Linked DNA regions of Homo sapiens: region 2 is linked to region 1. Evidence: chromatin loops called from intact Hi-C (ENCODE). Cell type or tissue: mammary epithelial cell. All regions are shown on one strand. Each heading gives the region's core, and the rest is flanking DNA. Links, peaks and the distances in the headings are about the cores only.

What was found. Hi-C counts contacts between places; a loop is a spot of excess contacts. Peaks named below come from ENCODE experiments on the same cell type or tissue, not always from the same donor. Only the 100,000 strongest peaks of a DNase experiment are listed, where the experiment ranks them.
Region 2: a loop joins it to region 1, with 19 times the contacts of the local background. A loop is called at or near these places in 3 of 110 quality-filtered maps.

What each region holds. Positions count from the first base shown.
Region 1 is chr14:99,882,966-99,889,274 of GRCh38, forward strand. The region is part of intron 4 of EML1 (EMAP like 1); the gene reads left to right. Among named protein-coding and RNA genes, the nearest start is that of EML1, 93 kb to the left of the region's middle. RefSeq lists enhancers at 689-1,226, 5,419-6,072, 6,073-6,309. In mammary epithelial cell, for the core only: a CTCF peak has its summit at 2,583; no DNase peak of the experiment used is centred there.
Region 2 is chr14:99,387,070-99,393,378 of GRCh38, forward strand. No RefSeq gene overlaps it. Among named protein-coding and RNA genes, the nearest start is that of SETD3, 91 kb to the right of the region's middle. In mammary epithelial cell, for the core only: a CTCF peak has its summit at 2,346 (motif pointing right); no DNase peak of the experiment used is centred there.

The DNA of each region.
Region 1 (6,309 bases), core at 678-5,677:
GAGCGCCTGTCCTTTCTAAAGCTCTAGCATTTGGTGACTATTTCATCTCAGGGCTCTTCAGGGCGCAAAGTTGTTTTTCCTTTACGATAGCATCACTGCTGCCGTCGGCTCAACAGTACTCCTTGGCTGGGGCTCTGGGCCCTTCATCCACCAGCTCCTCATTCCCTTTTGTGCCCTGACACGCATGCCTCTCCAACACATTGCGCACTTTTCCCCAGCACAACTTTTTTCCTTTTTTGAGGCCATTTATTTATTATACAAGTAACTTGTTTTAGAAAATCTAGGCCGGGCGTGGTGGCCCACTCCTGTAATCCTAGCACTTCAGCAGGCCGAAGCGGGTGGATCACTTGAGCCCAGGAATTCAAGACCAGCCTGGACAACATGGCAAGACCCCATCTCTACAAAAAATACAAAAATTAGCTGAGCGTGTTGGCACATACCTGTAGTCCCACCTACTTGAGAGGCTGATGTGGGAGGATTGCTCGAGCCTGGGAGGCTGAGACTACAGTGAGCTGCGATCATACCACTGTACTCCGGACTGAGCAATGGGAATGAGACCCTTCCTCAAAAAAAAAAAAAAAAAAATCTAGATGCACTAAAAAGAAGAAACAACAATCACCTGCAGTCTCACCACTCAGCGAACTCACAGCCAACAGTCATTACATTTCCACGTGGACTTTTATTTGCAGGGTGCTGTATGAGTGTAGTGTATAATTTTGACATAAATGCCATTCTTGTGCATATTTTGTGATCCCTTCTTCATTTGCTAAATGAGCATGTCTTTGTGTGAATAAATGCACTCTTGCAATGTTATTTTAGATGTGGTTCATCATGTTTCCAGCCCGAAGTACTTCAGTTGGACGTTTAAGTACCAAACAAGTTTCACTAATCCACTCAGACCAGGCCACCATCTAGAACAATGCCCAGCACACAGTAGGTGCTCAACAAGCATTAGTCGAATGAATCTTTTTGCCCTGATCACTATAACAAAAGAAGGTTAAAATGATGGGCCTTTATTGCCACAGCCAAGTGTTAATCCCAGCTCTGCTGCTTTGCTTTGTCATTGTGAACAAGTGACTTAATCTCTTTGGGGTTTTCCTCAGTAGCAGTAAAAGTGGTACCTGCCTCACAGGGTGCCTAAGATCCCATGCATAGGAGCCTCAGTGCAGAGCTGGTCTGCGGTCGGCTCGCCACAGTGGCAGCTGTGAGTGTCATGTCTGCATCCCAGACTGTTGGAGTTGAGGCCTGCACACTTGTGTCCCTCCCACTCCCCTGCTTGCAGGGCTTTTTTTCTTGGGGATGTCTTGGAATTCCCCAGCGCCTGTTTCTGTCTTTATCCCAGCCTGAAAAGCGAGGAATCAGAAATTCTGAAAATTGTTCTCACCTTGCTCTTTCAGTTTCACTGCTGTGCTGGACTTATGGAGCACCTGCTGTGTACAGAACGTAGTCCAAGGCATGGCAGGGAGTGGGAAGGAGCAGCACAGAAAGACTCATTCTCCTAACAAATGTCAGTGGCACAATGCCTGCAGGGCTGCTTTGCTTAATTCCCAAAGGACTCACAAATGGGAGAACAAGATAATCCACGGAATAGAAAAATGGTAAAGGGTCTGCACAGGCGCTCACTGAGAAGGAAATACCAGTGGCCCTTAACTCATGAATAGGCAATCAAGCCCAGACCTAATTAAAGACATGCCGATCTAAGTAAGAAGATAACATATTTAGAAAATTCTTTTTACTTTACTATAAAATAAAGCACAGATGCAGAAAACCACACAAGCAAATTCGTAGCTTAATGAATTGTTCTAAGGCAAACACCTTCTAGCACCTAGGAGGAGGAGGGGTTTTCCCCTCTCCCAAGTGACAGGTGGATGTATCTGGAACTGGGGGTGGGGGCAGGGAAGGTGACTGTTTTTGATGAACTCCAGCTCATCCTTCGAGACCCAACTCAGGATCCCCTTTTTCTGGGAGCCTCCCCTGGCTCTCTAGTCTGAGAGCAGTGCTTTTCAGATGGTGTCGTAACTGCCTGTTAACTTTATCTGTGACTCTGTAGCTCTCCTCCCTTCACCATGCTGCACACACCGCTTGCCCTCCCTTAGGCTCTGGAGGCCCAGGCCGTGCCATTCTTATTCTTTGTATCTCTAGTACTTTACACAGCACTTGGTGAACATGAGTGCTCAATAACTATTTGTTGAATGGATGGAAGGATATTGTATACGATCAGGCATCACTTAATGACAGGCACATTCTGAGAAATGCATTGTTAGGTGTTTTCTCATTGTGTGAACATCATGGAGTGTGTGTTTACAGAAACCTTCATGGTCCAGCCTGATGGTCTAGCCTGCTGCTCCTGGGCTACAGACCTGTACAGCACATGACTATAGGGAATACTGCAGGCAGTGGTAACACAGTGTTAAATATTGGTGTATCTAAACATAGAAAAGATACCATAAAAATACAGTATTATAATTTTGTGGGACCACAGACATCTATGTGGTCCATCATTGACAGAAACACCCGTGTCTAGCCCATGACTGCATTTCATTTGAAAGCCACAGCCATTCAAGAACTATGTAAACAGCACCACCTATGGGTAGACAATTTTAACACCACATTTTACACTGGAAGATGAGACTTACGCATTTTTTACTGAAAAAAATGTTTCACTCTTCAAGCCATGGGGTCATTTATGTTTTAATAAATTTCAAAATGATAAGTGCTAATATTCTTCATATTGTTTTAGTTTTGAGACTGTTAGCTGAGGAGTCTGGAAATACAAAGGTTTTTGCAGTGAAAGGAGGAGGAAGAGGGAAGCCATATTAATTAATAACATGTTGGACGCATTGTAACATATCTTATTTAATCGTGCCAATAACCTGTTCCTCACAGTGGTTGTATTCCCATTTTTAGATTAAGGAGGTTAAGCTGGTGGAGGTGAAGCCCCTCACCCAAGCCCTAGAACACGGATCCAGCTGGCCTCAAAATCTGTGCTCCTTCCACCATGTTAAGCTGGGAAGTATTGGTTGGAAATGTCTATGAAGCAGTCGCTTTTGTCCCAAATAAAGTCTCCAGCAACTTCTAAACATTTTGAATAGATGGTTCTTAAATGACCCTATTTCTAATAAAAAGCTGCTTAAGGACAATTTTTGTAGAGTCATTATTTCCATGGTGGAGTATTCTGACTTCCAGCAGGAACTTTATTTCATCACGTGAAGTCATTTTTAAAAGCAGTCATGTGGCTGAGCCCAGTGGCTCACACCTGGAATCCCAGCACTTTGGGAGGCCAAGACAGGCAGATCATTTGAGGCCAGGAGTTTGACACCAGCCTGGACAACATGGCGGAACCCTGTCTCTACAAAAAATCTAAACATTAGCCGAGTTTGGTGGCATATGCCTGTAGTCCCAGATACTTGGGAGGCTGAGGTGAGAGGATGGCTTGAGCCAGGAGGTGGAGGTTGCCGTGAGCCGAGATCACACCACTGCACTTCAGCCTGCGCGACAGAGCCAGACCCTGTCTCAAACAAAAAGAAGTCATGTTATTCCAAGAGCCAAAGTTGTTCTGGATTAATAAATTGTAGGGAAATCACATGTTTAACTTTGGAATGGACTCCTCCTCTATCAAGCCTTATTAATCACTTTCAAAAGCAAGTATCTCTGCTCAAACAGCACGTGGCTCCTATTAGTTCCACTCTGATCCTAGTTGCCCAGGACTTCTTACACATGTCACCACGTGTCGAAGACCTGCAAGATCTGGCCCCAGAGCCCCCTTTCAGGAACATGGGGTTAGGTTAGTTAATGTAGATGAAAGAGATAAGAGCAGATCCCCGCTCTGAGGCACAGTGAATATCTGTTGAGTTGCAGCCTGGACACGTCGTCCACTGGACTCTCCTCCTTATAAATGCCAGTCTATGGTGCAGCAAATAGGAGCTTTATCAGATGAGTAAAAACCAACCACTCTTAGACCATCCCTGTGCCCAAAGTCCACAGTGAACACATTCAGGGATTTGGACTTAGACATACGTGTTCACAGCTGCCTCTGCGGTGTTGACCGCACTGGTGTCTGTTGGTGTGAGCCTCCCAGCTCAGACTGCACTGCTGTCTGTTGGTTGACTGCACTGCTGTCTGTTGGTGTGAGTTTTTCCTTGGGGCAGATGTCTAGTGTTCTCCTGCCATCTCCCCATACAGCTGCTGGTCTGGTGAAGATTCAAATGTACCTCATCCTCCGTTGAGTCTCCACGACTGCTTATATCTTATATCAGCTCTCGAACCATTCAGCTCAAGGGAGCATACAGCCGAGCTCTTTCAGCAAATCTCCTTCTTATAAGCAATAAGAACTGTGCTGGAGTTCGTCTTGGAGATATTGGCCACAACTTAACACCAGAATAGCCAAGCGCTGAGAGTTTGTTCACCGGGGGGGCAAATCCTTTCTCTCCTCCAGGCTTAGTTCTGTCATGGGCTTCAGGGGCAGGTGCAGGACATCTTGATTGACTCCACACTGGGCAAGGGATGAATGGAGCCTCATTCTGCAGCTGGTGCTCCTTCACCCTTCCTAGGACAGGACTGGGCATTCTCCCCCGCACCCCGCCACCGCCATGGAGCCACACCCCAGCTGCTGAGGGGATGTTAAGTCACCCACTTAATTTTTTCCACCGAGCTCACATCAAGAAATGGGGAATCAGAGATGAATTACGTAACACCTTGAGAAGCGATCATCTCCCACTCCAAGTGAATTCACCGCCCAAGCATGTTTCAAAATAGTGCTGGGTCTGAAGGACCCACTCTCAATTTGAGTGGCTGTGCGTTCTGGAGAGATGCACTTTCTGCATACAGCTCCCGTCAACAGACTTTGTTGAGAGGCCACGGTGGCTTCAATGTTCTCTTCTGGTTATCACTGCACATCTGTGTGTTTGCCTTTCTATCAGTTGTTCAGAAGATTTGTCATCATTTTGTGGGCTTATATGCCAAGATTTGCATGCAAGAGTGAAATTACCTCCTCCCAGGCTTGCCTTTTAGAAAAGGTGGTGGTGCATTGGCAGGAGTAATGGGTTCTAAACAAATAAGCTGGGTTTTTTTCAATAAAAACTCAACTTTCTAAAATAATAAAATGTAGCAGTAGTATATTTTCTAAATACAGCATACCACAAAGTGATACATTGTTTAGAGCATGATTTAAAGAAATGTAAGCATTTTAGTACCACCTGATACCTCCTCTCTCAATGACCTTAGTTGTTAACATTCCTGCTACCTAATCTGTTAATAGAAATCTTTCATTCTTCCTCTTACAGTTCTTCAGTGTCGAAGGTCCACGAGCTTCCCTGTATGAAGCGTTCAGATTCCCTTGCGGATTTTCTCTTTGCAGGAAGAACATAGTTCATAATTGCTTTTTTCTGTCTCTAGGGCAAGTTCTGAATTTCTCATTTCTGTGTTCATAGCTTTTGCATCATTCTACTTTTGTGATCAAAGTCATGATAAAAAAATAGTTTTCTTATCTTTTGATTCCATACCTGGCTTCCCTTTGATTATGTTTCTGTAATTAGATTTGCCTCGTAGTCTTTTGTCAGCTTTCCTTCTGTCCTCACCTCCTTCTGCCTGTAAATTTAATCATATATGTGAAATTTGGAGTTAAGATTTCTTCTGCTTCTGCTTAGCACACAGAAAATGACAAGAATGTCACTTCCACCCTAAAAATGAGAACAATTCAGGTATCTACAGTATCATAGCTATTTTAAGGCCACCATGGAGCTGAGGACAGAAAGTAGTATAATGAACTGAAGTGTTACTGAAAAGTGGCAAGCCCATCTGAGGAGGGACAGGCCCCACGGCTGCTTTTGTCTCTGGCAGAGTGGCGGGGAGAAAAGGGGAGCCCTCTTAGATGGGAGTAGGAAATCACCTGGAGGTGTAGAATTGGGAAAGGCTGAGTGTGGACTGGCAGGAGAGTTCAGAGTCCTCAGGGGCTCTGGGCACACGAGAACCCTCCCCCCGCTCAGACGCACTCCGCTTTTCCCCAGACTTCCGTGAGTGTGCATGGTGGATTGGGAGCCGGACAGGCGGCTGAGAGAGACCCACGGAGGCAGAGGCATGCCAGGAGGAAAGCCGAGAGACGTTCTCCACGCTCAGGGCCTGGAACTAAGTGCCAGGCAGCAGCTGGCCACCCCCGAAGGAAGGATGAGGAAAGCTGAGAGAGAGCCCTTTGAGGGGTGGGTGTGTAGTGAGGTCTGGGGACCTGGAGGATGGAGAGAAACTCCATCTGCACACCAAGCCCCACACCAGGTTCTTGGCAGCAGCTGTGTGTGCCCCGGGGAGAGGCAGGAT
Region 2 (6,309 bases), core at 402-5,401, 500 kb before region 1:
ATAAAGGAAAGAGGTTTAATTGACTCAGTTCTGTAGGGCTAGGGAGGCCTCAGGAAACTTACAATCATGGTGGAAGGGGAAGCAAACACGTCCTTCTTCACATGGCAGCAGCAAGGAGAAGTGCCAAGCAAAAGGGGGAGAAGCCCCTTATTAAACCATCAGATCTCATGAGAACTCACTATCATGTGAACAGCACGGGGGTAACCATCCCCATGATTAAGTTACCTCCCACCAGGTCCCTCCCACGACACGTGGGGATTATGGGAACTACAATTCAAGATGAGATTTGGGTGGGAACACAGCCACACCATATCAGGCAGGCTGGAGCCAGAGGGAAGAGGAGGGGAAGATGGTATGAGGAGAGACCACCAGGAGGAAGGAGCTAGGAAAGTCGCTTCTTGCAGACTTCGGAGCAGCCCCTGTATGAATGGTGAAGGTTAAAAGGAAGGAAAATGCAAGGTCAAAGTCACCTTTTTGAACAGCTTCCTAGCTAAGGCATGACAGCCTGTTTTAACCCACGAAGGGTTCAAAGCATCAAGGGTGCTCAGGTTTAACATGGTGTGCAGCGTCTGGGGTATTTCAGGAGCCACCAATGCTGCTCTCCGTCTCTTCCTTTTCATGGTATCCCTGTGCAGGTGACATCTGTGGCACACAGCACGAGTTTCCAGGACTGGTTGCTAACACTTGTGTAAACCAAACCCCATTTCTGTCACCTGACTACAAATCTTTGGTAAAGTGATATATCCTTCTTAAAAATAAGTGACCACCCTGTGTTCCCATCCTTCCAAGCATCTGTCCACATGCATAATGTTGATGGAATTGTTAGAGTAAAGTATTATAGTCAAAGTCACCATTCTTAACAGTTTCCCAAAAATTTTAAAGACTTTTTTTTTCTTTTTAGTTCACAGCCTCAAGGCTTCTTGCTGAGCTAAGTGGCTTGAACTTTCTTTTTTTTTTTTTTGTTTTTTTTTGAGACTTAGTTTCACTTTTGTTGTCCACGCTGGAGTGCAGTGGCGCGATCTTGGCTCACCACAACCTCCACCACGGAGGTTCAAGTGATTTTTCTGCCTCAGCCTCCTGAGTAGCTGGGATTACAGGTATGTGCCACCGCACCTGGCTAATTTTGTATGTTTAGTAGAGATGGGATTTCTCCATGTTGGTCAGGCTGGTCTCAAACTCCAGACCTCAGGTCATCCACCCACCTCATCCTCCCAAAGTGTTGGGATTATAGACATGAGCCACTGCGCCCGGCTGGACTTTCTTTTTTCTTCAGCATTTTCTGGGCACCTACTATGTGCAAGGAATAGCCACAACACAGAGCCAGGCTGGACACAGCCCTGGCGATACACAGGGCCTCGAATGACACCTGCAAAAGAAAATCGGTGCAGCAAGGGCACTACACCGTGCAGCGACATGGGGCATCACCGCTGAGTTTAAACACAGAGAACTGGGCTGGACGAGAGGCCAGGGGCAGAGGAGGCAGGTGCTGGCTCCTTGTGCTTGTTGAATACATAGATGCAGCGCAAGCTTGTTTTATATATTGGTTATTTAACGTGGAGCACATCTATACGGAGAAGCCTTTATTTATGCAATAAACAGGAGCAAGAAATCCCAAATGTACCCAATGCAAACAAAGAACAACGAACCAGCTCTTGGCCGGGCATGGTAGCTCACGCCTGTAATCCCAGCACTTTGAGAGGTGGAGGCCGGCAACGTAACAAGACCCCGTCTCTACAAAAAAAAAAAAAAAAAGAAAAGAAAAAAAAGAAAGGCCGGGCGCGGTGGCTCAAGCCTGTAATCCCAGCACTTTGGAAGGCTGAGGTGGGCGGATCACGAGGTCAGGAGTTCAAGACCAGACTGGCCAACATAGTGAAACCCCTACTAAAAATACAAAAATTAGCCGGGAATGGTGGCAGGCGCCTGTAATCCCAGCTACTCAGGAGCCTGAGGCAGAGAATCACTTGAACCCAGGAGGCGGAGGTCGCAGTGAGCCAAAATTGCACCACTGCATTCCAGCCTGGGTGACAGAGCGAGACTCTCTCTCAAAAAAACAAAACAAAACCAAAAAATTAGCTGGGCATGGCGGTGCACGCCTGTAGTCCCAGCTACTCGGGAGGCTAAGGTGGGAGGTTCACTTGAGCCTGGAAGGTTGAGGCTGCAGTGAGCCAAGATCACACCACTGCACTCAGCCTGGTCAACAGAGTGAGACCCTGTCTCAAAAAACAAAAAGCCACCTCTTGTCTCAAGTGTCTGGCCGGGTCCAGGAAGGTACCTGCTCAGTGGAACGGAACCCAAGGCCTCTACTTAGAGCTCCCTGGGCGGCACCCGGCGGGCGGCACCGCCACCAGGGGGCGCGAGCGGAGCAGGGATACGGGAATTCCCAGGGGCGCTCCCCGGGGATAAAGGGAGGGCGTGTGGGTCATTTGGTTTTGACCAGGGTGGACAGGGAGGCTTGGTTTGTACTGCTGGAGTGGCAGAGGAGGGCTGTGTGGACTTTCTCTGCCATTTCCCACACATGACAGGTTCTAAAACCCCCTTCCTCACCCACACAGCTGCCCCGGCCGTCTGGGGGCTGTGCTGGCTGTGGGGTGGAGGAAGGGCGGTCCAGTGCGTCCCGACCTCCCTACCAGCGGGCTTTGGCTGCGCTGACTGTTGTTTGCCCCTCTTTAGATTCATCTGAGGGATGCTGCCTGGTGGGCGACAAACGGTTTTTAACCCAAGTTGTACTTTGTTGCAAGTTTGCAGAAATTACTTATTTTAAAATGTGCAGATTCAATAGTTGAAGCCTGAAGTCTACATAATTGAATGACTAGAATCCTGAGATGATTTAACAAGCGCATATACCCACATTATCCTACTAACTGCACACATTATTTGGGCTTAATTTTTCTATTTCCTCTGCTTGTAATCTACTTTCCTTCCAATCAGATACACAGCAATTCTATTCTTCCAGTATCAGCTGTTTTATAATCACCACCCTGACAGCAGAACTACATCCTTGTACTCATTTAATAACTATTTATCATCCTCTATCTTCCCATTTTCAAAAAGGAATAATTTAAATGCTCCAGAAATTGGAAAAAATTGAAATTTGACCTTTATTAACTGGGTTAATTGTCAAAATCTCTGCTTGTAAAAAAAAAATTAATGACCAAAAAGTGTAACTTTTAGAGTTTCGAAGGTTAGGTTAATGTCCAAGGAAGTATAAACTTTGACCTTTTTGACACATGTCATAAGTAACATCTATCCTAATAAATTGCTACCTGTGAGCAATTATAACATTTTCCCTGTATCCAATCATGCAATTTAATTGCTGCTGGAAATCCTGGCTTCCTTAGAGATAGCCTGGAGGATTATTTGAAGCCTATGGGAGTCATTTTGTTTGTTTTAGGGAGGTTTATTTTTCATTTGGATTTCTAAACATTAAAATGTTCATGAACAAAGATCCTAGCTGCTTTGGCCACAGGCAGCTGGGGCAGTCAACAAAACTTGTCACAGGAATGAAACAGAAACATAAGATTCTACACTCAGATGTGGCCCATCAATGAACACAGATCCTCCAACTGCCTTGTGAACTGCCCATTTAAGATACTGAAGTACGTGTGGCTGGCGTGATTTTTCTCGGTTACTGCTGACAGTCAACTGAACCCCAAATGGGAATAAGAGGTGGTTTTTAAAATGTCATCACTTTAAAAATAGATGTTTGCAAACCAGTACTGGGAAGCGGGACTAGTTCCGTACACCAATATCATAACAGGCTTCAGTTGCAGCAAAGGAAACAGGGACTTCACTGTCACTTATGGGTCACCCCAAAGCTATGATGCCTAGGTCCCCTCTTGTAACTGCATCACTCATTTGGGAGATCTCAGGATGTTAGAAAACTGGAAATGTAGTATCTACAAACATGAAGGTGATCCTAGCTTCCTGAGGCGAGCTTTCAAGTACTTGCATTGTTGGGGGAAAATCAGACACTCAACTTCTCTGTTGTTTGGTAACAGAAATGAACCCCTACGAGGGGAAAAAAATAAGTCAGACTAAGAACATACAGGTAATCCACAATTTTGTATAAAGTGGAGATTAAAAGTCCATCCAGCCTATTTTCCATTAAGATTAGGAAAGTGGAGCATATATTAAGAGCTAGCTTGGACACAGCTCGGCCCAGGAGGCCATCCTGTTCCTCCACAAGCTCCTCGCCGACAAGCACCCTGTGTCATTTGGCCCCAGAGCCTAGTGTGGTGCCCAGCGCATGAGATGCTCAAGTAAGTGCTGGGTGAATCAGTGGACGTCATCACTAACTCAAAGCGTTTTTGGGGAGAAAACACGGACAAGACCATTGGCTAAACATGATGGCTGGGACCCACACTTGTCGCCTGTGGAACAGGGCTTCTGCCCCCCACCAGCTGTGGGGAGAAGCCAGCGGCAGCCCACCACCTGCTTAGATCCTTGAGGGGAGGGCTTGCACCTCAGGGGTCTCAGATCTCCAGTATTCTGTGCCTCAGAGAATACTGAGTTAAGCTGGAGAGGCCGCTGTGTCCCATCCTGCCTTAGGATGCCCTTTTCACCCCTCACCCTCCTCCCGGGCATCTTCAGATCCAGCAGCGCTGAGTAAGCCCCTGAAGAAAGAGACCTCCTCTTTCGTCACCACAAAGTAAAGTTGAAAGGCAAACGTGGCTTGGCTTTTAAGACGCTCAGTACCCAGCCTGGTTAACATACGCCAAGCAGCCAGACCCTTCCCTTCAATGCTCTGCTCCGAGCCGGGAGCTTTTGTGAACGTCGGTGGCGCGTGAGTCACCAGCTCCCATGGCATCTCAACATGTGGCAAAAATGTACAAAACCAGGCTGCTCCACACTCAGTATCCACTCAGGGCTCAAGTCTTGCAAAATAACACTGTAAAGCGCTTTTATGTAAAGCACCACCTTGGTGACAGCCTGCAGTGTGTCGGGGTTTCTGTCGTAGCACCTGCTTTTTAAGAGCAGGGCTGTAAGAAGGGAAGGAGGTTATTAACCACCCTGAGTCTGATCTAGGCTGATACTCATCACGCAAGCGCAAAGCAGGAAATACAATTCCTTTTTCCTTTTTCCCCCGATACAACTTTTCAAAAACACCCATTCTGGTCCTTTGAAAATCCAAGGAGTGTTATGACTACATTTCCTGACTAATTATACTGCAGCCTTAATGGTGTCAACACTTATATTAGATAACATTAGCCCAATGCTAGTTGTTTTGACAATTGTCGATGACCAAAATAAAACAAACATTTTAATTTTTGTATGAGAAAGCAAGAACTGTTTTTCTAGACGCATTTCAGGATTCACCTGACAACATCTTCCGGTGCTAGCGTATTATTTCCTGGTGCCAGCTAGGGTTATTATTTCCAAAACTAGGCTGGTTGGGGTGGCACACAATCGTAACTGCCATCTCTTGCTGCTCAATAAGTTGTCATTTGCAGATGCATTTAGGGGAGGGTTTGTTTAGAGTTGCTTGAAAACTTAAAGCCAAGAAATTCACAGGTGCTTGCTGGATGGTAGCTCATAATGAAATATATATATGTATGTATAAAGTCAGTCACCAAATATTTTCCGTTTGAGATACGTGCCAAGTCTGGGAAAGGCACGGAGAATGTGACAGTTGGGTATGGACAGGAGGTCCACATGTTGAAGCCACGCGGCTGAGGGGAATATTTCACCACCCACAGAAACCCCCGCAACTCAGAATGTGCCTCCAGTCTGCCATTAGTCCAGATCTTGGGCTGACTGACATCGCTCAGCCAGTCACAGTGGGAACCAACCATTGGATAGCTACTGTGTCCCAGGCACTGTGCCAGATTTACATCTATTACCGCAGCAACCTCCTGGGGTTATTCCATTTTGCAGATGAGAAAACCAACACCCTGCGCATCAAGAAACTTGCGCGGGGGTCACAGATGATAGGGGAAGGTAGGGGGTCCGGATTATACTTCAGGTTCTGCAGATTTCAAAGCCCATGTTTGGGATGAGCTGCTTCTCTGGGCTAAAATTTTGTGTATGGGCTAAAGTGCAAACACTCTTCATGGACTAGACACTGAGGGGAGAATCTGCTCATTGGTTCCTTCTTGAAGAGTAAGTTTTGCATGAATGACGGGTGGAGTGTGAGGGTGGGAAGCTCTGCACACCCTGCAGAAAGAGGCACAGCCGGCAGGGGGAGCTCACCCTCACGCATCCTCCAGGTGCCTTCCTAGGACTTTAAACTGACTCTGGGATCCTACAAGGAGCTCCTCCGGAACCTCATTAAAATGGAGAAGAATGGTTGAGGTTCAAGCCACAACTTGA